Linked DNA regions of Homo sapiens: region 1 is linked to region 2. A link is an interaction called in ENCODE POLR2A ChIA-PET data of the cell type or tissue named here. Cell type or tissue: MCF 10A. All regions are shown on one strand. Links, peaks and the distances in the headings refer to the core of each region. The heading gives the core; the rest is flanking DNA.

What was found. Peaks named below come from ENCODE experiments on the same cell type or tissue, not always from the same donor. Only the 100,000 strongest peaks of a DNase experiment are listed, where the experiment ranks them.
Region 1: POLR2A ChIA-PET joins it to region 2 with 5 read pairs; 2 of 35 experiments call an interaction of 5 or more read pairs at or near these places.

The regions. Positions count from the first base shown.
Region 1 is chr11:130,266,642-130,278,989 of GRCh38, forward strand. The region is part of intron 1 of ZBTB44 (zinc finger and BTB domain containing 44); the gene reads right to left. Among named protein-coding and RNA genes, the nearest start is that of ZBTB44, 42 kb to the right of the region's middle. In MCF 10A, for the core only: no CTCF peak of the experiment used is centred there; no DNase peak of the experiment used is centred there.
Region 2 is chr11:130,161,546-130,173,893 of GRCh38, forward strand. All of the region lies in intron 1 of ST14 (ST14 transmembrane serine protease matriptase), which reads left to right. Among named protein-coding and RNA genes, the nearest start is that of ST14, 7.9 kb to the left of the region's middle. In MCF 10A, for the core only: no CTCF peak of the experiment used is centred there; a DNase peak (open chromatin) is centred at 5,086.

The sequences.
Region 1 (12,348 bases), core at 2,452-10,451, 110 kb after region 2:
GATTGATTCCAGCCTTCATGGATGACTTTGAGAGGTTCAAGACTTTCACAAAGGAAGTAACTACAGATGAGTTGGAAACTGCAAGAGAACTAGAATTCAAAATGGAGTCTGAATTGCTGCAATCTCATGATAAAACTTGAACAGATAAGGAGTTGCTCCTTGTGGATAAGCAAAGACAGTGGTTTCTTGAGTTGGAGTCTACTCCTGGTGAAGATACTAGGAACACTGTTGAAATGACAATAAATGATTTAGAAAACTACATACACCTTGTTGATAAAGCAGTGGCAGGGTTTCAGAGGATCAAGTCCAATTTAAAAAAATTTTTAATTAAAAATTTTTTTTAGCTGGGCGCAATGGCTCACCCTATAATCCCAGTACTTCAGGAGGCTGAGGTGGGTGGATGGCTTGAGCTCAAGAGTTCAAGACCAGCCTGGCAACAGGGTGAAACACCATCTCTACAAAAAATACAAAAATTAGCTCAGTGTGACGTCACATGCCTGTAGTCCCAGCTACTCAGGAGGCTGAGACTGGAGGACTGCATGAGCTTGGGAAGCAGAGGTTACAGTGAGCCGAGATCAAGCCACTGTACATCAACCTGGGCGACAGAGTGAGACCCTGCCTCTAAAACAAATTCAGAAAAGCTGGCAGAGGTTGGTTGGTTCATGAGGTTGAAGGAAAGAAGCCATCCTCATAGCATAAAAGTGCAAGGTAAAGCTGCAAGTACTGATGTCAAAGCTGCAAGTTATCCAGAAGAGCTAGGTAAGATTATAATTTTTGTTTTAGAGGCAGGGTCTCACTCTGTCACCCAGGCTGGAGTACAGTGGCATGATCATGGCTCACCGTAGCCTTGAAGTCCTAGGGTCAAGCAATCCTCCTGTCTTAGCCACTCAAGCATCTAGGACTATGGTGTGTATCACCACGCCTGGCTAATTTTTAAATTTTTTTATTTCTTTAGGTAGAGATAGGGGTATCCCTATGTTGCCCAGGCTGGTCTCGAACTCCTGGCCTCAGCATTGCAAAGTGCTGAGATTACAGGTTTGAACTACTACACCTAGCAATCAACTCTGATTTTGAAAGAAGTCCTTCTATAAGTAATATGCTATCAAACAGCATCACATCCTGTAGAGAAATCCTCGTGAAGGCCGGGCGCAGTGGCTCATGCCTGTAATCCCAGCACTTTGGCACTTTGGGAGGCCAGGGCAGGTGGATCCCCTGAGGTCAGGAGTTCGAGACCAACCTGGACAACATGGTGAAATCCTGTTTCTACCAAAAATACAAAAAATTAGCCGGGTGTGGTGGCAGGCACCTGTAATCCCAGCTACTCGGGAGGCTGAGGCAGAACTGCTTGAACCCGGGAGGTGGAGGCTGCAGTGAACCAAGATCATGCCATGCACTCCAGACTGGGTGACAGAGTGAGACTCTGTCTACAAAAAAAAAAAAAAAGAGAAATCCTCACGAAAGAAAGATCCAGGTTGGGTGCAGGGGCTCATGCCTGTAATCCCAGCACTTTGGGAGGCTGAGGCAGGAAGACTACTTGAGCCCAGGAGCTCAATGCAATGGAGTGAGACCCACGTCTAATTTAAAAAAAAAAAAAAGCGGGGGGTGGAGTGGGGTAGGGGAAGAAAGATTCAACCCATGTGGCAAACTTCATCACTGTCTCATTAAACAAACTGCCACAACTCCAATCTTCAGTGACCTCCATCCAGAGCAGTAGCACCCATCAATATCAAGGCAAGACCTTCCACCAACAAAAAGATTATGACTTGCTGAAAGCTCAGATAATTGCTAGAATTTTTTAGCAACAAAGTATTTTTAAGATATTTGAAAAATGTGCCAAGTATAGTGGCATGCAGCTGTAATCCCAGCTACTCAGGAAGTTAAGGTGGGAAGAGCCCTTGACTCCAACCTGGGCAACACAGCAAGACCCTGTCTCAAATTTTATTTTATTTTATTTTGAGACAGAGTCTCACTCTGTCACCCAGGCTGGAGTACAGTGGCACTATCTTGGCTCACTGCAACCTCCGCCTCCCGGGTTCAAGCAATTCTCCTGCTTCAGCCTCCTGAGTAGTTGCGAATACAGTCGCCAGACACTACACCTGGCTAATTTTTTGTAATTTTAGTAGAGATGGGGTTTCACCATGTTGGCCAGGCTGGTCTCGAACTCCTGACCTCATGTGATCCACCTGACTCAGCCTCCCAAAGCGCTGGGATTACAGGTGTGAGCCATCACGCTCGGCCTCAAATTTTAAGAGAGAGAGAGAGAGAAAAAAAGAAAATGTCATACATAATATGGACAGTTGAGAAACCACAAGGTATAACCTGAAGTTTTTATAAGTTAGCCAAGTCTCTTTAAAAAAAAAAAAATCTCGCCAGGCACGGTGGCTCATGCCTGTAATCCCAGCACTTTGGGAGGCCAAAGCGGGTGGATCACCTGAGGTCAGGGGTCAAGACCAGCCTGGCCAACATGGTGAAACCCCATCTCTACTAAAAATACAAAATTAGCTGGGAGTGGTGGTGTGTGCCTGTAATCCTAGCTAGTCGGGAGGCTGAGGCAGGTGAATCACTTGAACCCGGGAGGTGGAGATTGCAGTGAGCCGAGATCACACTATTGCACTCCAGCCTGGGCAAAAAGAGTGAAACTCCACTAAATAATTAATTAATTAATCTCATTTATCTCTGTGTGTAGATGAATATGTATATGTGTAGTTATAAGTTTAATTTGGAGGTCATTTAAAATTCTTGAGTAAAGATCAGTATTAACTACAATTACTAATTTAGACTTTGTGCAGCATTTACAAGTAATAAAAATGTACTTGTAGCAGTTTGCAATTTGAACTATTCAGTAATTCAGGAAGTTTACTTCCCACCCATTTTATTCCAAATTACTGATGAAATACTGCTATCACACATTCTTGTGAAAGTGGTATGTTGCTAAACAACATATAATTTAAGGGAATACAAAAAAGAACCTACAATTTTTTTTTACAGTTGGGTTGAAACAATTTTGCCAAATAAGGTATACAGCCTAGTTGATAAAGTAGATTGGTTTAAGTTAGACAAATCTTAGGTTTTAAATTTTCACTTCCCCATTTACCAGCCAGGCATTAAATCTGAGTCAAGTTGTTCACCTCTCTAATGATGCTTCTGTTTTTTTTCTCATCTGAAAAACAGGAATCATAGAAATTATACTTCCAAGATAGCCAAGAGGATTAAATTAGCACAATTCCTGGCATAAAGCAAGCATTCAATAAACGTTAGCTATTTATTCACACTAGAAAAAGTGTGAACAAAAATTAAATGTAGATCAAATTTTAAAATGTCTATTTTTCACAGCATTTTAAAAACCTGTATTTTGATATATAGATTAGCTGATAAAAATTATCAGAAGATTTGAGATTAAAACGAAGTAGCTCTTAGCATATAAAGTGACGTGGCTGCTTAACATGATGAAAGAGAAAGTAATGAGACTGTTAACCTTGGAAGTAATTTTAGTTGGATGGGAAAAGTTGATATTTGAAAGAATGTATCTATTTAAATATGCAGCCACATCTCAAAACTGGAAGCTAACTTTCAAAAGATACTAACCAGGTTTTAATTATGCTAAAACTGAACTGAGATCACTCACTCGCAGCTTATATTCTAATTAAAACCCATGAAGGACAGAAAAGGTTAAGGAGAGGGGCATATAAGTTTAAGATGCCTGTAAGAGGAATATCCAGGTGGAAATTTATACATAAACTTGTCTGTATTGGCTTTTATCAACTATGCTCCAGATAGAACACTAGGGGCTTTAGATATGCTATCTCACATGAGTTTACATTATAATACCCTGATTTTACAGATGAGGAAACTGAGGCCAGAAAATTATTTGGTTCAAGACCACTTATGTTTATACCAAGCTTCAGACCTACAATCTTCTTCAAAAAGTACAGGTAGCCACATGGGAGTAGAAGAGTCCTATCTGCCTTTTAAGAAGATTTCTTGGTGGCAGCAGTGAGGATAAAGAAAATGCATCTGAGAAATATTTAGAATGGAAAACCACCTAGGCATGATTTTGTACTAAGGGTGGGTGGAACAGTAGCTAAAAGAGTCAGATGGTTTTATCTCTAACTTTGTTTTCACCAAACAAGACAAAAGAAGAGCTGGTTTCGATAGGGGTTGATGATGGGGAAAGAAATGTTTCAATTTTGGATATACTGAGTTTAAAATACCTGAGAAGAATATCCACATGTAAATTTATACATGAAGTTGCCCATTCTGGCCTGCAGTTCAGGGAAGAAGTCACGATAAATTTCATTCTGCTGAATTTATCAGAGCTGAAGACATGTAAAGAATGTACGGGGACGAAGGGCAGAAAGGCACGTTGTTAGAAGCTTGGAGCAGATAGAGCAAAAGGCCTTGGTGAAAACATTTTGTGTCTAATTTCTCTCGACCCTGTCCAGTATTGCACATAACATACAACAGAGTGAAATATATGAATGAATAAATTTATGTTATAAAATTTCTGTCTGGTTTTGCTATATAAAATGCCTATATCTATTCATTATAAATAGTTAAAGGAAAAAGTTGCAATTTGAGTTTACAGTCTTGAATTTCACATTAAAAGCATCAGTATGAAATGATAATGTACTTAATCTCTAGCAATGAATATGGCTAGCACCCAGAATGGCTTCTAAATTCCATTTCTCATCTCAAAAAAACTATAAACTCATGGGTCCTTAGAGAAATGGCTGATTCCATGTCTCAGGCAGTAAATGCCTTCTGGAATATCTGACCAGATAACAAGGAAGCTACCAAAGATTACTCGGGGTATGTCAAAGCTCAAGTCAACTTGAGGAGGTTCCCAACAGACAAACCTAGGAGAACCCCCTCCAACTTCCTGCCAGCCCTAAGCAATCACTAATCTATTTTTTGTCTATAAACTTCCCCATCCAAGACTTTCATATGAATGGAATCATATAATAATGTGGACGTTTGGGGCTCACTTCACTTAGTATAATGTTCTACCATGTATCATGCCTCATTTACATTTATTGCTGAAAAAATACTCCACTCCATATTCCGCATTTTTATTATCTACAGGTTAATGGACACGAGTTGTTTCCAGTTTTTGGCTATTATGAATAATGCTGCTATAAACAATCGTGTAAGTTTTTGTGTGGATGTATGTTTTCAGTTTGTTGGGTATATGTGTAAGACAGGAATTGCTGGGTCATATGGTAACTCTATATTTAATCATTTGAGAAATTGTCAGACTGTCTTCCAAAGCAGCCACACCTTTATATTCCCATCAAGAGTGTATGAGGAGGCTGGATGCGGTGGTTCACATCTGTAATCCTAGCACTTTGGGAGGTCGAGGCGGGTGGATTACTTGAGGTCAGGAGTCAAGACCAGCCTGGCCAATATGGTGAAGCCCGAACTCTACTAAAAATACAAAAAAATTAGCTGGGTGTAGGGGTGGGCGCCTGTAATCCCAGCTGCTCGGGAGGCTGAGGCAGGAGAATAGCTTGAATCTGGGAGGCGGAGGTTGCGGTGAGCCAAGATCACGCCACTGTACTCCAGCCTGGGTGTCAACGAGACTCCGTCTCCAAAAAAAAAAAGAGTGTATGAGGATTCTGATTTCTCCACATCCTCACCAACACTTATGATTCAACTTTGTTTCTAGTCATCCTAGTGGATGTGAAGTGGTATCTCACTGTAGTTTTAATTTACATTTCCCTGATAAGTAACAATGTTGAGCATCTTCATGTGCTTACTGGACATTAGTGTATCTTCCTTGTCCATTTGGAGCTCTGCCCATTGGGTTGTCTTTTTGTTACTGAGTTGTCAGAGTTCTTTATATATTCTAGTTGTGAGTTGCTTACCAGAGAAATGGTTTGCAAATATTTTCTCTCATTCTGTGGGTTGTCTTTTATGACGGTGTCCTTTGAAGCACAGAAGGTTTTAATTTTTATGAAGTTCAGTGTTTTTCTTTTGCTGTTCATGCTTTTGGTATCGTATCTACAAATTCCTTGCCAAATACAAAGTCATGAAGATTTACTAATATCTTTTTTTTTTTTTCAAGGAGTTTTAAAGTTTCAGGCCTTTAACCTATTTTGAGTTATTTTTTGTATATGGTCCCACCTCGTTCTTTTGCATGTAGCTATTTAGTTGTCCCAGTACCATCTGTTAAAAAGCGTATTCTTTTACCACTGAAAGATCTTGGCATCCTTGTTGGAAATCAGTTGAACACAAATAGGTTTATATCTGGACTCTCTATTCCATTGATTTATATGTCCTTGTGCCAGTACCACAATGCTTTAATTACTGTTGTTTTGCAGTAAGTTTTGAAGTCAAGAAGCTGAGTCCTCTTATTTTGTCCTTTTTCAGTACTATTTTGGCTATTCTGGGTCCCCTGCAACTCCATATTAATTTCAGAATCAGACTGTCAATCTTTACAAAGTCAGCAAGGATTCTGATAGGAACTGCATTGAATTTATAGATTAGTTTGGAGAATACTGCTATCTTTACAATGTTGAATCTTCTGATCCATGAACATGGGGTGTTTTTCTATTTATTTAGATTGTCTTTAATTTCTTTCAGCCATGTTGTAAGTTTTCAGAGTATGAGTTTTTCTTTGTTAAATTTATTCTTTTGATGTCACCATGAATAAAATTATTTTCTTAATTTTTTTTTTTTTTTTTTTGAGACAGAGTCTCACTCTGCTGCCCCAGGCTGGAGTGCAATGGTATGATCACGGCTCACTGAAGCCTTGATCTGCTGGGCTCAACTGATCCCCCTACCTCAGTCTCCTGAGTAGCTGGGACTACGGGCATGGGCCACCAACATGCCTGGCTAATTTTTGTATTTTTTGTAGAGATGGGGTTTTGACACATTGCCCAGGCCGGTCTCAAACTCCCGGGCTCAAGCAATCCACCCACCTTGGCCTCCCAAACTGCTAGAATTACAGGCATGAGCCACTACCTCCAGCCTGTTTTCTTAATTTAATGCTTCACTGCAAGTGTATAATAAGACAACTCATGTTTGTATACTGGTTTTATATTCTGCAACCTTGCTCAACTTGTTTATTAGTCCTATACTTTTTAAATGAATTCCTTACGATTTTCTATAAACAGGTTGAGTATCCCTTATCCAAAATGCTTGGGGGCCAGGCATGGTGGCTCACATCTGTAATCCCAGCACTTTGGGAGGCTGAGGCAGGTGGATCACTTGAGGCCAGGAGTTCGAGACCAGCCTGGCCAACATGGAGAGACCCCACCCGCCCAACCCCGGCCCATCTATAAAAAATACAAAAAAATTAGTTTGACGTGGTGGCACATGCCTGTAATCCCAGCTAGTAGGGGGGCTGAGGCAGGAAAATAATTTGAACCCAGGAGGCGGAGGTTTCAGTGAGCCAAGAGCACACCACTGCACTCCAATCTGAGTGACAGAGCAAGATTGTCTCAAATAAAAAAAAAAAAGTTTGGGACCGAAAGTATTTTGAATTTTAGAATATTTGCATTACATGTTATTAGTTGAACATTCCTAAATCCAAAAACCCGAAATCCAAAATGCTCTAATGAGGATTTTGAGCGTCATGTTGGTGCTCAAAACACTTTGCACTTTGGCGCATTTCAAATTTTACATTTTTGGATTTGGGATGCTCAACGTGTATAAGATCAGGTCATCTGAAAACAGTCTTACCTCTTCCTTTCCAAACTAGATGCCTTTTATTTATCTTGCCTAATTTCCTTACCTAGAGTCTCCAGTGCAATGTTAAACAGAAATAGCAAGAGCAGATATCCTTGTCTTGTTCCTAGTCTTAGAAGGGGAAATTCCCAGTCTGTTATCACTGATTATGTTAGCTACGAGGTTTTCATAGATGCCCCTTTTCAGGTTAAGGAAACTCTTCTCTATTCCTAGTTTGCTACAGTGTTACTATCACTAAAGGGAATTCAATGAGTCAAATGCTTTTTCTGCATCTATTGATATAATCATGTAATTTAAAAATTATTCTATTAATATATTCCATTAATTAATTTTAAATGTTGAACTAGCCTTGGCAACCTGGAAAAAATCCCAGTTGATCATGTATGATACAGTTTGTTTTTTAAAAAAATATGTTGTGGGATTCAGTTTGCTAGTACTTTGTTGAGGATTTTCACATCCATTATTCATAAGAGATATTGGTCTGGAGTTTTCTTGTGACGTCTTTGTCTGGCTTTATTGTCAGGGTAAATACCAGCCACATAAAATGATATGGGAACAGCAGTTCCCTCCCCTCCCGTTTTTTGGAAGAGTTTGTAAAGAATCGGTATTAGTTCTTTAAATGTTTGGTAGAATTCACTGTAAAGCTATCTGAGCCTGGGCTTTTCATTGAAGGTAGTTTTTAAATTACTAATCTCATTACTTGATATAGATCTATTCAGATTGTCTACTGCTTCTGACATTTGACATATGACAATTATATTGCTATAAAATTTTTCATAGTATTCTTTTATGATCTTTATTATTTCCTTCCTTATGCCTCCTTAAGTAGGTTTGCTCTTTTTCCAGTGTCTTAAGGTGGAGGGGCGAGGTCATTCATTTGAGATCTTTCTTCTTCCTTAATATAAGCATCTGTAACTATAAATTTCCCTCTAAGCACTGCTATAACTACATACCGTGAGTGTTTGTAATGTCGTATCTTCATTTTTATTCACCATAGAACATTTTCTTTTTTAAAATACATTTTAAAAAATAGTGACAGGGATTCACTATGTTGCCCAGGCTGGTCTCAAACTCCTGGGCTCAAGCGATTCTCCTGCCTTGGCCTCCCAAAGTGCTGAGATTAAAGGAGTGGGCTACCATGCCTAACCCACTCTAGAATATTTTCTGATTTCATTTGGATTTCTTTTTTGATCTGTTGGTTATTTAGGAATGCATTGTTTAATTACCACATATTTGTGAGCTTCTCAAATTTTTTCCTGCTTTTGATTTCTAATTTCATTCCATATGGTCTCAGAACATAATCTCCATTTTTTTTTGAGACAGAGTCTCACTCTGTTGCCAGACTGGTATGCAGTGGCATGATCTTAGCTCACTGCAACTTCCGCCTCCCAGGTTCAAGCAGTTCTCCTGCCTCAGCCTCCCAAGTAGCTGGGAGTACAGGCGCGTGCCAGCATGCCCAGATAATTTTTGTATTTTTAGTAAAGACAGGGTTTCACCATGATGGCCAGGATGGTCTCGATCTCTTGGCCTCGTGATCGGCCCACCTTGGCCTCCCAAAGTGCTGGGATTACAGGCATGAGCCACCGCGCCAGGTCATTTGCATTAAAATCTATTGGCCAGGTGCAGTGGCTCACGCCTGTAATCCCAGCACTTTGGGAGGCCAAAGCGGGTGATCACCTGAGGTCAGGAGTTTGAGGCTAGTCTGGCTAACACGGTGAAACCCCGTCTCTACTAAAAATACAAAAATTAACCAGGCATGGTGGCAGGTGCCTATAATCCCAGTGACTGGGGAAGCTGAGGCAGGAGAATCGCTTGAACTCGGGAGGCAGAGGTTGCAGTGAGCTGAGATCACACCTTGGCATTCCAGCCTAAGCAACAAGAGTGAACGTGAAACTCTGTCTCAAAAAAAAAAAAAAGAAAAAAGAAATCAGAGGTTTGTTTCATGGCTAGCATATGGTCTATAATGGAGAATGTTCCATGTGCACTTGAGAAGAACATATACTCTATTGTTGCTGGGTGAAGTGTTCCATAGATGTCAGTTAGGTCTAGTTGGTTTATAGCGTCTATTTACTTGTTGACCTTTTAATTTTCTATACGTTTCTTTTTTTTTTCTTTTTTTTTTGAGACAGAGTCTTGCTGTGTTGCCCAGGCTGGAGTGCAGTGGCATGATCTTGACTCACTGCAACCTCCACCTCCTGGGTTCAAGTGATTCTCTTGCTTCAGCCTCTCGAGTAGCTGGGATTATAGGAGTGCACCACCATGCCTGGCTAATTTTTGTATTTTTAGTAGAGATAGGGTTTTACCATGATGGCCAGGCTGGTCTCAAACTCCTAAGTGATCTGTCCGCCTCGGCCTCCCAGAGTGCTGGGATTACAGGTGTTAGCCACTGTGCCCGGCCTGTTCTATACATTATTAAAAGCGGTATACTGAAGTCTCCAACTACTAATGTTGAATTGTCTGTTTCTTCATTTCTGTTTTTGCTTCATGTATTTTGGTATTCTGTTATTACATATATGCAACATAACTGTTACAGCTTCCTGATGAAATGACCCTTTTATCCTTATAAAACGTCTCTAGTAACACTTTTTGTTATAAAGTCTATTTGCTGGATACGAGTAAAACCACTCTCGCTTTCTGGTGGTTGCTGTTTACATGATATATTTATTTCCATCCTTTTACTTTCAATCTATTTTTCTTTGAATGACAATTATGTCTCCTTTAGCTAGCATACAGCTGGATAATGCTGTTTATAAACTTAGTCTGACAATCTCTGTCTTTTGATTTCAATCCGTTCACATTTAATGTTATTTGTATAGTTAGATTCAAACGTGCAATTCTATGTCCCATGTCTGTTTTGTTCCTCTACTATTCCTTTAGTGCTTACTTTTGTATTATTTTCTAATGTAGCATCTGCAGGTTTAAAATGATTTTTAATTATATTTTTTGAGTTGTTTTTAGTAGTTGCTCAAGGTTTTAGAATATATACCAGAACCAGCTTCAGATCTATACTAGCTTAATTCTTGTGACAGACAAAAACATGACTACTATATATGTCAATTCCCTCCCCCATTTATAGTAGCATTGTTACAGATATCATATCTGCTCATGATTACAAACACAATATGTGGTCATGATTACTGCTTTCCCATCTGTAGTCATTTCCTTAGCCCAACACAGCTTTGCTCCTACCCACTTATTTTTGTGCTGTTACTGGCAGATATATTACAGATTTATTACATTTCTTTGTTATGGGATCAGCATTACATATATGTATATACATATAAAATAGCTTGCTTTTTAATAAACTTATAACAAGAAAGGAGAAAAATGTTAATTTCTTTTTTTTAAAGTAATTATATAATTACCTTTTCTGATGCTCTATTTTTTTGTGTGCATTCAAATTACCATCTAGGGTCATTTGCCTTCAGCCTGAAAAAATTCCTTTGATGTTCCTTGTAAAGTGGGTCAGCTAGCAACAAATTTTCGTTTTTATCTAGGACAGTCTTTATTTTGCTTTCATTTAAAAAAGATAGCATTGTTGGATATAAGATTTTTGGTTGACAGTTTTCTTCCCTCGTCCTTTGCACATTTTGAATATGTTCTCCCAACGCCTTCTGGCCTCCACTGCTATAAGAAGTCAGCCATTAATCCTACAGTGGTTCCATTTTGAGTGAGTTATTTTCTTACTATTTTAAAGATTTTCCCTTTTTAAACTTTTAGCGTTTTTACTGTATGTTTAAATTGCTACATTTTTCTTACTTAGAAAAAGATTTTCAGTAAAGATGCTCCAATGTATGGAATTATATCCAATAAGCCCATTGTTAGTTAAAAATATCAAAGTCGAAAATGCATTTAATATACCTACCTTCCTAAAGATCACAGCTTAGTCTAGCTTAAAGTGCTCAAAACACTGACATTAGCTTACACAGTTGGGCAAAATAACCTAACACAAAGTATTTTTAAATAAAGTGTTCAGTACCTCATATGATTTATTGAATACCACATTGAAAGTGAAAAACAGAGTGGTTGTAAGGGTACTTGAAGCACGGTTTCTACTGAATGCTTTATCACTTTCACTTTTGTGCTATCATACACTAAAAACTTGTAAGTCAAACCATCATTCGTTTGTATGGGAAGTTTTCTGCCACTATTTGAGTGTTTTTTTCTATTGCTATATCATTTTCTATTGTTATCTTCTTTCTCTTCCTCCTCTCCTTCCAGAACTCCCATTACTCTTAAGTGTTTAATGGTATGTGGGATGGTGTCTTATGTTTTGCTGAAGCTCTACTCATTATTATCTTATCTCTGTTCCTCAGTTTGCATAATTTCTATTGATCTATGTTCGAATTCACTAAACCCATCTTCTGCCAGTGAAGAAGAGCACTGCTAGTGAATTTTCGGTTAATTATTTTTTTCAATTCCAGAATTTCTAATTGTTTTTTCAATAATTTTTATATTCTTATTGATAGCCTCTATTTTATGCAAAATTGTCACTATACCCACTTTTACCTCTTTATGCTTTTTCTCTAGTTCTGTGAACACACTTATGATGGCTATTTTGAAGTCTTTTCTGTTAAATCTGACATGTGGTCTCTCTCACACAGGCAGTTTATAAGGTCTGCTTTTTTTCTGGTGCATGAGTCATAATTTCTTTTTTCT
Region 2 (12,348 bases), core at 1,587-9,586:
ACCTGACAAGCAGCCAGGCTGGGGCTCACCTTCCACTCACCCCCAGGATCCCACATTCAGCGGACTTGTCTTGTCACCTGCAAGCCCTGGCTTTAGTTTCCCCCATCCCTGCTCATTTCCTCCTCCTCTGCGAAGCTCATTTGCTCTCTGCGCCCTTGGGCTGTTCCTTCCCCCTCTGCCATTTTCATTCTCTTGGCTTGCTCTTTGTCTTTTCTCCTGCCGAGCTTTATTGAACTAACTCAGTACCTAGTCCCATGGGTGAAGGGAAGGCTCTCAGAGACCAGTAAGATGTGGTTGTTTCCTTTAAAGAACATCCAGTCTTGAGAGCGAAACTAAGAGACGAATGCCAAAGTTAGCTGTGAGGCGGAGTGTCCAGAGGAAATTGGCCAAAGCTCATTTCCATGTCTTGCAGATTCCTCCCATCCCTGGCCTCACCAGAAATCCCAGTCCCTGGGATCACCCTGTAGTGTGTGTTTGCAGCTAGGATGTCCATCCCCGGCCGGGAGGTGTGGCTGCTGCCCCTGGGTTTATTATCTGGGTCAGCAGAGCCTGGCCCACAGGGTGCTGTTGTTTCTGGGTTCCTTGTCCCCAGTTGCATCCATCCGTGCACCCTTGTTTGGTGGTATTTGTATCTGGCTGTCCCCTTCCCAAGGCTGGTGGTGTGGCCCCTGCCCCACCCCTGCTGTTCCCATCAAGTGTTCTGCGTGGCCTTCAGAGTCCTGATGCACGTTACTGCATCTGGGGATGGTGTGAGCCCTGCCTGCAAGCAAGCAGGGAAACAGATGCCACTTCTTATGGCCATTAATGAGAGCCAGGGAGCCTGCCTCCCTGAGGGTCTTGATTCCTGTTGAGTATTTGATGGTGAATATGAAGCTGCCTTGACATCCACTGGTTCCTTTTCCGATCACAATTGCCCTAGGTAAGACTCAGCATCCCTTAGGCATCCAGAGACCAAGTTTGGAAAAATCGGATGTTGTGTGGCCAAAATCAGATGTCTAGGGGCCAGGGTGTACACCTCTGGCTATTCAGAGGGTCACCTGCTTGTTAATTTGTCAACCATTCAGGCATTCATTCACATAACAATATCTGCTAGGTAACCCACTGACTGAGCCTGTGCCAGGTGCTGGGAAATAGCAGTGAGGAAGACCCTAGACTCACAGCCCCTGTCCTTGGGACCACCCAAGGTAGTGTGGGGTACAGGGAACTGAATTCTGACTCATGAGTACTAGCTTCTCGATATGCACTGGGTGAGCACATGGCATCTCTCTAACCCAGGCTGGAAGGGCCAGGTCAGCAAATTAGGGCTGCAGGCATCTGTGATGTGGTGGCAGGAGGTAACATGCAGCCAAGACCCGGGGCCGCCTTGTCTAGCCACGTGATCTCAGAGATGTTACTCAATATCTCTAAGCCTTGGTTTCTGTGGCTATAAAATGGTGATGACATATATGTTCCAGGTTTGTTGAAAGGATTAAGAGGGGTACTTTACATGAAAGCCCTTTGTAAGTTGCAGTGTGGTGTTCAAATGATGCAGCTTGAGTTTTTGAGTTGAAAGGGACTTGAGACAAGCAAGAAGATCGTATAGTATCAGTAGGTCGCCTGTCGAGAGGCTGAGAACCCAGGCTGTCAGTGGGGCCCTGACCTCACAGAGGAGCCATCCTGCCCTGCCAAACACAGGGAAGTGCCCCCAGGATTCAAGGAACTGCTCGCCAGCAACAGAGACCTCTTCCTAAGACCTTCTGATTTTCATTCCCCTGCTTTACCCAGCTTCTAGGAGAAATATCTTTCTATGAAAAGAAAATGTGTGCCAGCTGCATATCCCTTTCTCCTTCTCATCCCCTGCCCCTCCCACCATAGAAAATTAAACTTTTATTTTGTTTTGTTTTTTAGACATGGGGGTCTTGCTATGTTGCCCAGGCTGGACTCAAACTCTTGGGCCCAGGTGATCGATCCTCCTTGTCTCAGACTTCTAAGTAGTTGGGATTACAGGCGTGAGCCACTGTGCCCACATAAAACTTTAGAGAACTGCCTTTTTTGTTCTCTAGAGCATGTGCTGGGCAGGTGTGTGCAGTGGGTGAGGAAGAGGGTTGGGAAGGCAGAAAGCAGCAGGAAGCTAGGATTGTCCTGTAGGTGGGGCTTCAGCTGCTGGAGTGGACCGGAAATCTGCCTTCTCCAGGGGCTTTCTGGAGCCTTCCCTCTGCCTTGGTCCTGAGAACACCTGGAAATTCCTCGTTTAGGAGTTGAGAAAACTGAGGAAGAGGAGAAGATGCCCCTAGTTTGATGGCTGCCTTCGCCTGCTAGCAGTGGAAATGGTCAGAGGGTGGACCTGCTCGAGCCGACTTGCTGGCCTGTTGCCACGTTGTCACCGGCTGCGGAAGGAGAACGAGTCACAGCTCCCTCCCCCTACCTGACCCTCACTCTGCTCCCTGGGAACCAGACTACCAGACTGCCTACTGCTGTGGCCAGTGGCTTCTGTCCCTCGGAACACTGTGGCCCTCAAGTTCCCTGATGTCTGCTCCTTCTCTGGTCTGTGGTTCTGCCAAGGCTGGTGGCTCATGTCTCTTTTAAAAGAGAAGTTGTCTTTGGAAGAGGAAGGGAAACGTGACAGAGTCCCCTGGGAGCCCAGGTCCTGAAGATGATGTTGCTTCTGATATTGTGCAATGATTACTGGAGTGTCTAGAATACTAATAATGATGAACACTAATAATCGTTAGCATTTATTGAGCATGGCTGGCTGCTTGTCTTTTTTCCTGCCAAGCTTCATTGAACTAACTGTGTACCTAGTCCTGGGTCAGGCATGGCTGAAGGGAAGTAAGATGTGGTCTTACTAGTCTTTGAGACCAAGTATTACCCTTCTCAGAGACAAGTGTTGTTATTACTGTTTTTTTTTTTTTTTAGACAGGGTCTCCCTCTGTCACCCAGGCTGGAGTGCAATGGTGCAATCATGGCTCACTGCCACTTTGACCTCCCGGCTCAAGCAATCCTCCTGCCTCAGCTTTCTCAGTAGCTGGGACTACAGGTGGGCACCAGCACGCCTGACTAATTTTTGTATTTTTTGTAGAGGCAGGGTCTTGCTATGTTGCCCAAGCTGGTCTTGAACTCCTGGGCTCAAGTGATCTGCCCACCTCAGCCTCCAAAAGTGCTGGGACTACAAGTGTGAGCCCCCACACCCAGCCTTATTATTATTATTATTATTATTATTATTATTATTTTGAGATGGAGTTTCGCTCTTTTTGCCCAGCTGGAGTGCAATGGTGTGATCTCAGCTCACCACAACCTCCGCCTCCTGGATTCAAGCGATTCTCCTGCCTCAGCCTCCCGAGTAGCTGGGATTACAGGCATGCACCACCATGCACGGCTAATGTTGTATTTTTAGTAGAGATGGGGTTTCTCCATGTTGGTCAGGCTGGTCTCAAACTCCTGAGATCAGGTGATCTGCCCACCTCGGCCTCCCAAAGTGCTGGGATTACAGGTGTGAGCCACCACGCCCGGCCCAGCCTTATTGTTATTACCTTTTTATAGGTGAGGAAAATGGAGCACATGGAGGCTAAGTAACTTGCCTGAGGTCGCAGAGCAAAATAGTGGCGGAATCTAGATTGGAGCCCAGGTAGTCTGGCCCTGTCATATCCTATGTGGGCTGTGACATGCGGAACAGGGCTGTCAGCCCACAGGGTTCAGGAGGGGATGGAATACTAAAGGTTGACAATTCATCAGATTTGGGTAAGAAACTGGATTTCTCTTCTCAGGTTGTTTCTGAGATGCCTGGGACTAAATTATAGAAACCATTTGGTAGGATGGGAATAGAAACTTACAGAATTCTCAGAGTTCTTAGCCTGGCCTGGTTGGCAGTGGTGAGAAGTGTGTTTGGGGTTTGCTCAGAGCTCATGGGTAGTAGTTGCCCTTTTTGCTTTGTTAAGAATCTTTCCAGAAGCAGCTCCCTGCTAAAAATTCTGTCTCAGATGCTCATATTTTCAAAATTTCCCTATTCTGCCTGGACTTAGCAATATTTTGGGATTTTCCCCCGAATCCTGTGATAGTTGGCTAACTGATCAAAATCTTGGATCCTTTGACTCTTTTTGGCCCACGTTGGTGATGCTGAGGTGGTGGTGGGGATGATGATGGTGGTGGCGATGTTGAAAGGGTGGAGAAGAATGTGATGACAGTTATTTCTACCTTTCACTAAATATCTGCACTTCAATTCCTGACCTCACTTTATCCTCACAACAGCTGTGTGGGGGAAAGAATGCCCAGTTCACAGACGAGAATACTGAGGCTCAAAGGGTTTGTGTAAAGGCAGTAAGAAGTAGAGTAAGAATTCAAACTCAGATCTACGCAACTTCAGAGCCTGGGAGCTCACCACCATGCCATTATAAAATTGTGTTCCTGAGATGATGGTGAAGGTTGCATATCCCCAGCAAACTGCTAGAACATGTTATTCACCAGAGAGCTGTGAGCACATAAGAAGGAAGTGGTGATCACCCGGTGCCAGTGCTGGTGTGCTACAAACATCATAGACCAGCTTGTCTGGTTTCCCCTTTTGATGAGGTTCCTTAGCTGGTGGACCAGGAGCACAGCTGGAGTTGTGATTTCAACATGCTTTACATAGACACAGCTTTATGTATTATACATATGATTAAAAATTATGGCGGAAGTTTTAAAATGAAAACCAATTCACCCACCTCTGCCAACAAATCACTTTTCACGCCTCTTTCCCCTCCTTGCTGTCTATGGTTCAATGTGTCTAGTTGGTTGTTGTGCACACACCACTTGTATCCTGGACAAGGTGTTTTATTGGCCTCCTGTCTGCTGGGTGTGGAGCCCTGGGTGTTGGAGGATCGAAGTTCTGGTAGGCTTGTGTCTGATTGAAAGGCTGTGCCTAAGGGGGGGTCTGTTCTTGAATCCACGTCACTTTGGGTGGTGACCTCAGGCTGCTCGTCACCCCTTCCTGGGTTCTGTGCCATTTCTTATTTAGTAACAGCTCAGATGAGGACTTGGGGCATTTGCCTACCAGCTCCACAGATGACACCAGCTGGGAGGGAAAGGCTGATACCTTGTATGACTTGATTATGAGTCAGAGCATCTGGACAGACTGTCTGATAGGCTGCGCTGAGCAGAATGCATCCGTCTGGGTCAGGAGTCAGTGCTTTGCTCACTGAACCACCTCCCTCAACCATGGAGCAGAAACCACGAGACCCAGAGTTCTGAGTTGACAGTGAGCCCAGGAGAGATCAGGCATGGAAGTGTGACTGCCCAAAGTCGAAGTGTGCTTTCTTCCCCCTATGTTTTTATTTGGTTATACCTTTTAAAGTTATTATTAAAAGTCTAATATATACATATTTAAAGAAAACTTAGCCAACTCAGATAAGTAGTAAGAATTTAAAAATGAGGCCGGGTGCGGTGGTTCATGCCTGTAATCCCAGCACTTTGAGAGGCCAGGGCCGATGGATCACTTGAGGTCAGGAGTTCAAGACTAGCCTGGCCAACATGGTGAAACCCCATCTCCACTAAAAATCCAAAAATTAGCCAGGCATGGCGGTGGGCACCTGTAATCCTAGCTACTCAGGAGACTGAGAGAGGAGAATCACTTGAACCTGGGAGGTGGAGGTTGCAGTGAGCCGAGATCGTGCCATTGCACTCCAGCCTGGGTGACAGAGCGAGACTCTGTCTCAAAAAAAATTTTTTTTAATAAAAATGACACAAATACCCCTACAAAGACATTTTAACAATTTGGTATTGCCTATGCATGTTTTCTAAAAAAATTTTTTTCCTCATTACCACATTTAGGAAGCTTTTCTTTTTGAAGTCACACAATATAGAAATGTACAGTGTAAAATGTGAAACTTCTGAAATTCCCTCTCCCAGATTTTAGAGCCTCTATAAATAGTTTTGTTTATATTCTCCCACAAGTCTTGTGTGTGTGTTCTGCTGTTTGTGTGCACACCTATTCTCCTCCAAATGGAATCATCACTAATTCCACTCTGCAGTAAAGATATGATTTTATTAATGAACTTATCAAACATTTATTAGATATCATACCTCATGCTAGATTTGTGGAGCAAGACAGACCCCCTTCCCTCCCCTATCACAGGAGTCTGGGAGGGAGGTGTTGGAGAGGGATCTCCCAGAATTACTCCAAGGAGATGCCTGAGCTGAATTTCGAAGGGCAGGAGTGACTATTTTTTTTTTTTCTGAGATAGGGTCTTGCTCTGTCGCCTAGGCTGGAGTGCAGTGGCGCGATCTCGGCTCACTGCAACCTCTGCCTCCCGGGTTTGAGCAATTCTCCTGCCTCAGCCTTCCAAGCAGCTGGAATTACAGGTGTGCGCCACTGCGCCAGGCTAATTTTTGTATTTTTAGTAGAGATGGCGGTTTCACCATATGGGCCAGGCTGGTCTTGAATCCTGGCCTCGAGTGGTCTACCTGCCTTGAACTCCCAAAGTGCTGGGATTGCAGGCATGAGCCACCGTGCCCAGCCTATTTTTTTCATTTAACATTCTATCTTAGATAGCTTTTCCATGTCATTATCTACTTTTTGAAAAACGATTTTTGATTGCCTTATAAGCTTTCATCGAGGGAACATATCATTCTTTCCATCTTCTTATTTTAATCGTTTTATTGTTTGGGTGTGTTACTTGAATGCATCATTGGACAATTAATAGAAAAAGAGCAAACAGAATGAGGAAGGTAATTGGCAAGCAGACCCTGTGGAGGCCACGCTAGTCAGACCTCTTGTGGGTTATGCTGGTGAATTCTGGAAACGGTGTCTTCAAGGGAAGATGACTAAGGGTGAGATGGAACCAGATGGCCAGGGTTTAGAAAACATTTTGTTTGAATGATCAGAGGAGTTGAGCATGTTTAGCCAGAGGAGGTGCAGACTGAGAGAGCACACGAGCACCGATGTAGAGCTTCCACTGGAGCGTCTCCTGAGTGGGGAAACTAGGCTGGTTCTGTTGCAGTGCTAATTAGTGCAGAGGTGATTGCAGTGCTGATCACACTTGGTGGAAGGAAGAGCTTCCTAATACTCGTACTAAGGAAAATGCTATTTCTTCCAAAAGGATGGTCTCGCGAGGATGAGAGGTGGGTGACATGCCCTGCAGAATCTGTCTCGGCTCTGAGAATCCAATTTCAAGGGTAGATCCAGCAGTTCTCCCCTCGCTTGTATCCTATTCCCCCAGGATAGAGTCTGGTTCTAATAGAGGACACAGACTTCCTGGTGCCCTCCCCTGGGGGTGGGGCCCCTCTGTTTGCATAGTTGGTCCTTTCCCCAAAACAGGTGCTCAGATTTGTAGCCATGGAAGCGTGTTTTAGAACTTACCCAGTTCTAGAGGCTGCAGGCAGGCTTGGGTTTTTCCCACTAGCTTCTGCAGATCCCTGGGTCCACCAAGTCAGAAACAGACTGTGGCACCTCCATGCCATGAAATATGACTCAGCACTGAAAAGGAACAAGCTGATGGATGCAACAACTTGAAAGACCTCCAGGGAATTTTGTGCAGTTAAAAAAAAAGCCAACAGTCCCATACATACCATATTATTTATTTATATAATATAATGGGTTTTTTTTTTTTTTTTTTTTTTGAGACAGAGTCCTGCTCTGTCCCAGGCTGGAGTACAGCGGTGTGATCTGGGCTCACTGCAACCTCCGCCTCCCTGGTTCAAGCGATTCTCCTGCCTCAGCCTCCCGAGTAGCTGGGACTACAGGTGTGTGCCACCACACCCAGCTAATTTTTGTATTTTTAGTAGAGACAGGGTTTCGCCATGTTGGCCAGACTGGTCTTGAAATCCTGACCTCAGGTGATCCACCCGCCTTGGCCTTCCAAAGTGCTGGGATTACAGGCATGAGCCACCACGCCTGGCCTATATAACATAATTTTTGAAATGACACCATGTTAGTAGTAGAGGACAGATTAGCGATTGTGGAGCTGAAGGGGTGGGGGACAGGAGGGAGGTGGCTGTGGTTACAGAAGGCCATGGGCATCCTCGTGTTGGAGCTGTTCAGAATGTTGACTGTGATGCCAGAGACAGGGGACTACGCTAGCGATGACATAGATGGAACTTAATACTTAACGTGAGTAGCGGTGAAACGGGAAGTCTGAATAAGATCCGCGGATGATACTGCTGTTGTGGTATTATGATACAGTTTTATGAGGTGTGACTATTGGGAGAAACTGGGCAAGGATCTCAGTATGATTTCCTACAACTGTATGGGAATCTACAAGTATCTCCATAAAAATGTCAGTAATGAAAGGCACACTAGCTCGTGAAATCAGAATGTGGATTTAATAAAAAGTCAAGAAAACGAATGAAAAGAAGTTACTAGGTGCTGGCTGCACCTCTTGTTTCTCTTGTCGGGTTTTGGGGGATCTGCCTGTTTGTGCTGCTGCAGGCAGATGCTTCTGCTCTGAGTCCGGTGACTTGGGGCAGGAGGAAGGTGGGGCAGCTGGGCCGGGAAGTAGGTCTTTGGCACATAAGGAGAGGGCTGGTGCAAACTAAATGGGATCGAAGAGGCAGAGATGGAATTTTCCGGCTAGAATTGGCAAAAGAGGTTATGTCCTGGTGTGTGTGTTTTGGGGGCGACACACTGAACTGAGGACCAGGAGAGATCCGGCAAAGTCGAACTTTAAATGGGGCCTGAGGACAGTGGGTGGCCAGGCCAGGTCTGACCCCAGAGAGCCTGGGGGACTGTCAGCAGAGCCCTGAGGTGTGGACTGAGTATTTTTTCCCCTTCTTGGTTGAGGGCACTTGGCAACTGGCAGATTATTCCAGCCTGCCCTGGGGAGGCTGCCTAAGTCTGGCTATGGGGAGAGAAGACCTTCCATCAACCCATCAATTAGTCAATCAAGTGCTAACTCTGGGCAAGGTTGAGGGTGGAGGGGGAGGGAGAGAGGCAGTAGGAAGAGGAAACCGGGGCACTGTGACCAGCCAGGACTTCCTGGTCCACCCAGCATGGTGCAGGTTGGGGAAGAGGTGAGGCCCCAGGGAGAAAGTACGGTGGCTTGTTGTGGTCCCGGGAGGATTCCTGGCAAGGCTCAGCTTTGGCCTGTGTGCTGGAGGGCAGGCAGGTTCGGTAGGCGGTAGGGGAGCCCAGCCATTCCGAGCAGGCAGATGGGTTCCTAACCGAGAGGTTAGGAACCTCTTGGTTCCTAACAGGCTTGGGGGCCTTTCTGGCTAGAGCCAACGTCAGAGTTGAGGGAGCCAGTGCCCTTAGACCAATGTTAAAGGAGTGACGACCCATATACAGTGGTGGGCACAGCAGGGGCCCGTCTCTTGGGCCCAAGAAGTGGGTTTTGTAGTAGATAGAGTTTTGCAGAGTGTTCCTTTTTTTTTTGTTTTTGAAATCAACACTGTATTTATTGATTTAGACTACTTTATTGAGGTATGATTGATATGCAAAAAGCTGTACCTTTTTGTGACATTACAGACAGGGGCCTGTGCTAGCAATGACATAGAATGGAACTTAATATTCACATGAGTAGCAGTGAAACGGGAAATCTGAATAAGATCCACAGATGATACTGCTGTTGTGCTTATCACGAATGACAGCAAGATAGTGTCAATTAAGACAGCCATTTCAAGCTACTGACATCCTGCTCTTTTCTCTTGTTTTTTGTTTCTTTTGTTTCTATTTAATGTGTACAACCTGATGAGTGTGGATGTATGGAAACACCAGTGATACCATCCCATAAGTTAGGCTGCAAAATATCCATCACCTTCCAAAGTTTCCTCCTGCCCTCTTTATCTATTATTCTATTTATTTATAATAATAATTACTATTTTGTGATAAGAACACTTAATACAAGATCTCTTATTGAAGGTATGGACCACCTTTTGTGTATCCATTCATTTGCTAAGGAAAATGCTTAGTTTGTTCCCACATCTTGGCTTCTGTGAACAGTGCTGCAGTGAGCATAGGATGCAGCTCTCTCTTCAGATCCTGGTTTCAATTCCTTCCTTTGGATAAATACTCAGAAGTGGGCTCGCTGGATCTGCAGAGCATGATCTCTCTGGGCTTCAGTTCGCTTTTCTGCAATATTGGGGGGGTCTCTTGAGTGGTGCAAGATCAAAGATAACCAGGTCCCCGCACGTTTGTGTCTTTCCACAAGGTCAGACTTTTATTGATGCAATTTCAATCATAAACACCACTAGCCACATGGAGTTCCCAAAAAGACAATTCTCCTTAGTACTTCCTGTTCACTCAGGAGGCAGAGCCTCGGGCACACAGGCTGAAGCCACTCCACAAGTCAGTCAACATTGCAAGCCATACATAATCATATACTTAATATATAAATGTATAGATTAAACATCCCACATCAAAGTAACATTTATCATCAAGAGAAAGGGGTTAGGAAAAAGGGTTAATGAACCAGTCCAGGGAGAGCCACGAAGACAACAAGACCCTCCTGCCCTGGCCTGGGCAGTCTGTCGGTTTCGTGGGGAAGAGTTTCTGATGTTGGCAGAGGCTTCGCTGGCAGATGCTAGGTGCTTATCATGAGTGACAGCAAGATAGTGTCAATTAAGACAGCCATTTCAAGCTGCTGAAGTCTTGCTCTTTTCTCTTGTTTTGTTTTTTTGTTTCTTTTGGTTGCTTTTTTTTTTGAGACAGGGTCTCGCTCTGTTGCCCAAGCTGGAGTGCAGTGGCGTGATCACAGCTCACTGCAGCCTTGACATCCCAGGCTCAAGTGATCCTCCCACCTCAGCCCGCTGAGTAGCTGTGCCACCATGCTAAGCTAATTTTTTTAAAAAATTTTTGTAGAGATGGGGGTCTCTCTGCATTGCCCAGGCTTGTCTCAAACTCCAGGGCTCAAGCAATCCTCCCACCTCAGCCTGCCAAAGTGCTGGGATTCCAGGCATGAGCCACTGTGCCTGGCTGTCTTCTTTTTTTTTTTTTTTTTTTTTTTTGAGACAGAGTCTCAGTCTGCCACCCAGGCTGGAGTGCAGTGGTGCGATCTCGGCTCACTGCAAGCTCTGCCTCCCAGGTTCACGCCTTTCTCCTGCCTCAGCCTCCCCAGTAGCTGGGACTACAGGTGCCCACCACCATACCCGGCTAATTTTTTGTATTTTTAGTAGAGACGGGGTTTCACCGTGTTAGCCAGGATGGTCTTGATCTCCTAATCTCGTGATCCGCCCGCCTCAGCCTCCCAAAGTGCTGGGACTACAGGCGTGAACCACCGCGCCCGGCCATTGCTGTCCTCTTCCTATGGCCACAGAGTCCTCTACTGAGGACAGACAGTGGAGGAGTGTGTATGTCCTTGTCTGGCTGGATGCCGTGTTTATTTATTTGCAAAACATCTTGTCCCTGTTGACAAAGTGAAACATAAGATGAGGTCTTTTTCTAGGATGGAGTTATTTATGTCAAGGGTGCTGTGTACGAGCCTCACGCATCTGCAGTGGGACCCTATAGGAGGGCAAAGAACCAGCTTCAGTGAGGACTGCCTGACACAACTCTCTTCTTTCCTTTCTGGGGAGCTGGTGCAGGGGAGGGTGTGGCGTCACCACGCGAGTGGTCAGGACTGAGAGCCCTGAGCTGCTGGGGCAAATACTTTTCTCTGTGCCTCAGTTTTCCCCCTCTTAAAAGTGGGTTAATAACCACTTACGGCCTTCCAAATAGAACATAATTAGCTAATTCCTGCTAATGACTGAGGCCTACCTACTGTCTCTCTTTGATTTTAATTTCTCCACCCACTGTTTATCCATCTGCCAAAAGCCAGGCAGCCCAATTCCTCCCTCTGGTCTGGTGGAGCAGCTGAAGTTCAGATTCAAACTTCAAAACAAACTGAAAGGCTGGGCGCGGTGGCTCATGCCTGTAATCCCAGTACTTTGGGAGGCCGAGGAGAGCAGATCACCTGAGGTCAGGAGTCGAGACCAGCCTGGCCAAATGGCGAAATCCTGTCTCTGCTAAAAATACAAAAATTAGCCAGGTGTGGTGGCGGGCGCCTGTAGTCCCAGCTACTCGGGAGGCTGAGGCAGGAGAATCACTAGAACCTGGGAGGCGGAGGTTGTGGTGAGCTAAGATGGTGCCACTGCACTCCAGACTGCGTGACAGAGCGAGACTCTGTCTCAAAAAAAAAAAAAAAATCAAACACCCTCCAACAAAAAAAATGAAAGACCTTAACAGCACAAGTCTGTAGTGTGGGCCTTAGTGAGGAGCGACCTGGCAGGTCTTTCCAGGATCCCAGGAGCCAATCCTTGGCTGGCCCACATCTACCCGCCCTTGTCACTCTGTCCCGACCCATGGCTCCAGGAGGGCTCTGCTGCTGTCCCGCTTCTCTGTAACCCCTCTGTCCACTTTCTCTGGGAGAGAGCAGAAGGCCAGCCAGGGTGTCCCTACCCACTTGCACCCATGGGTGGTTTACCCCA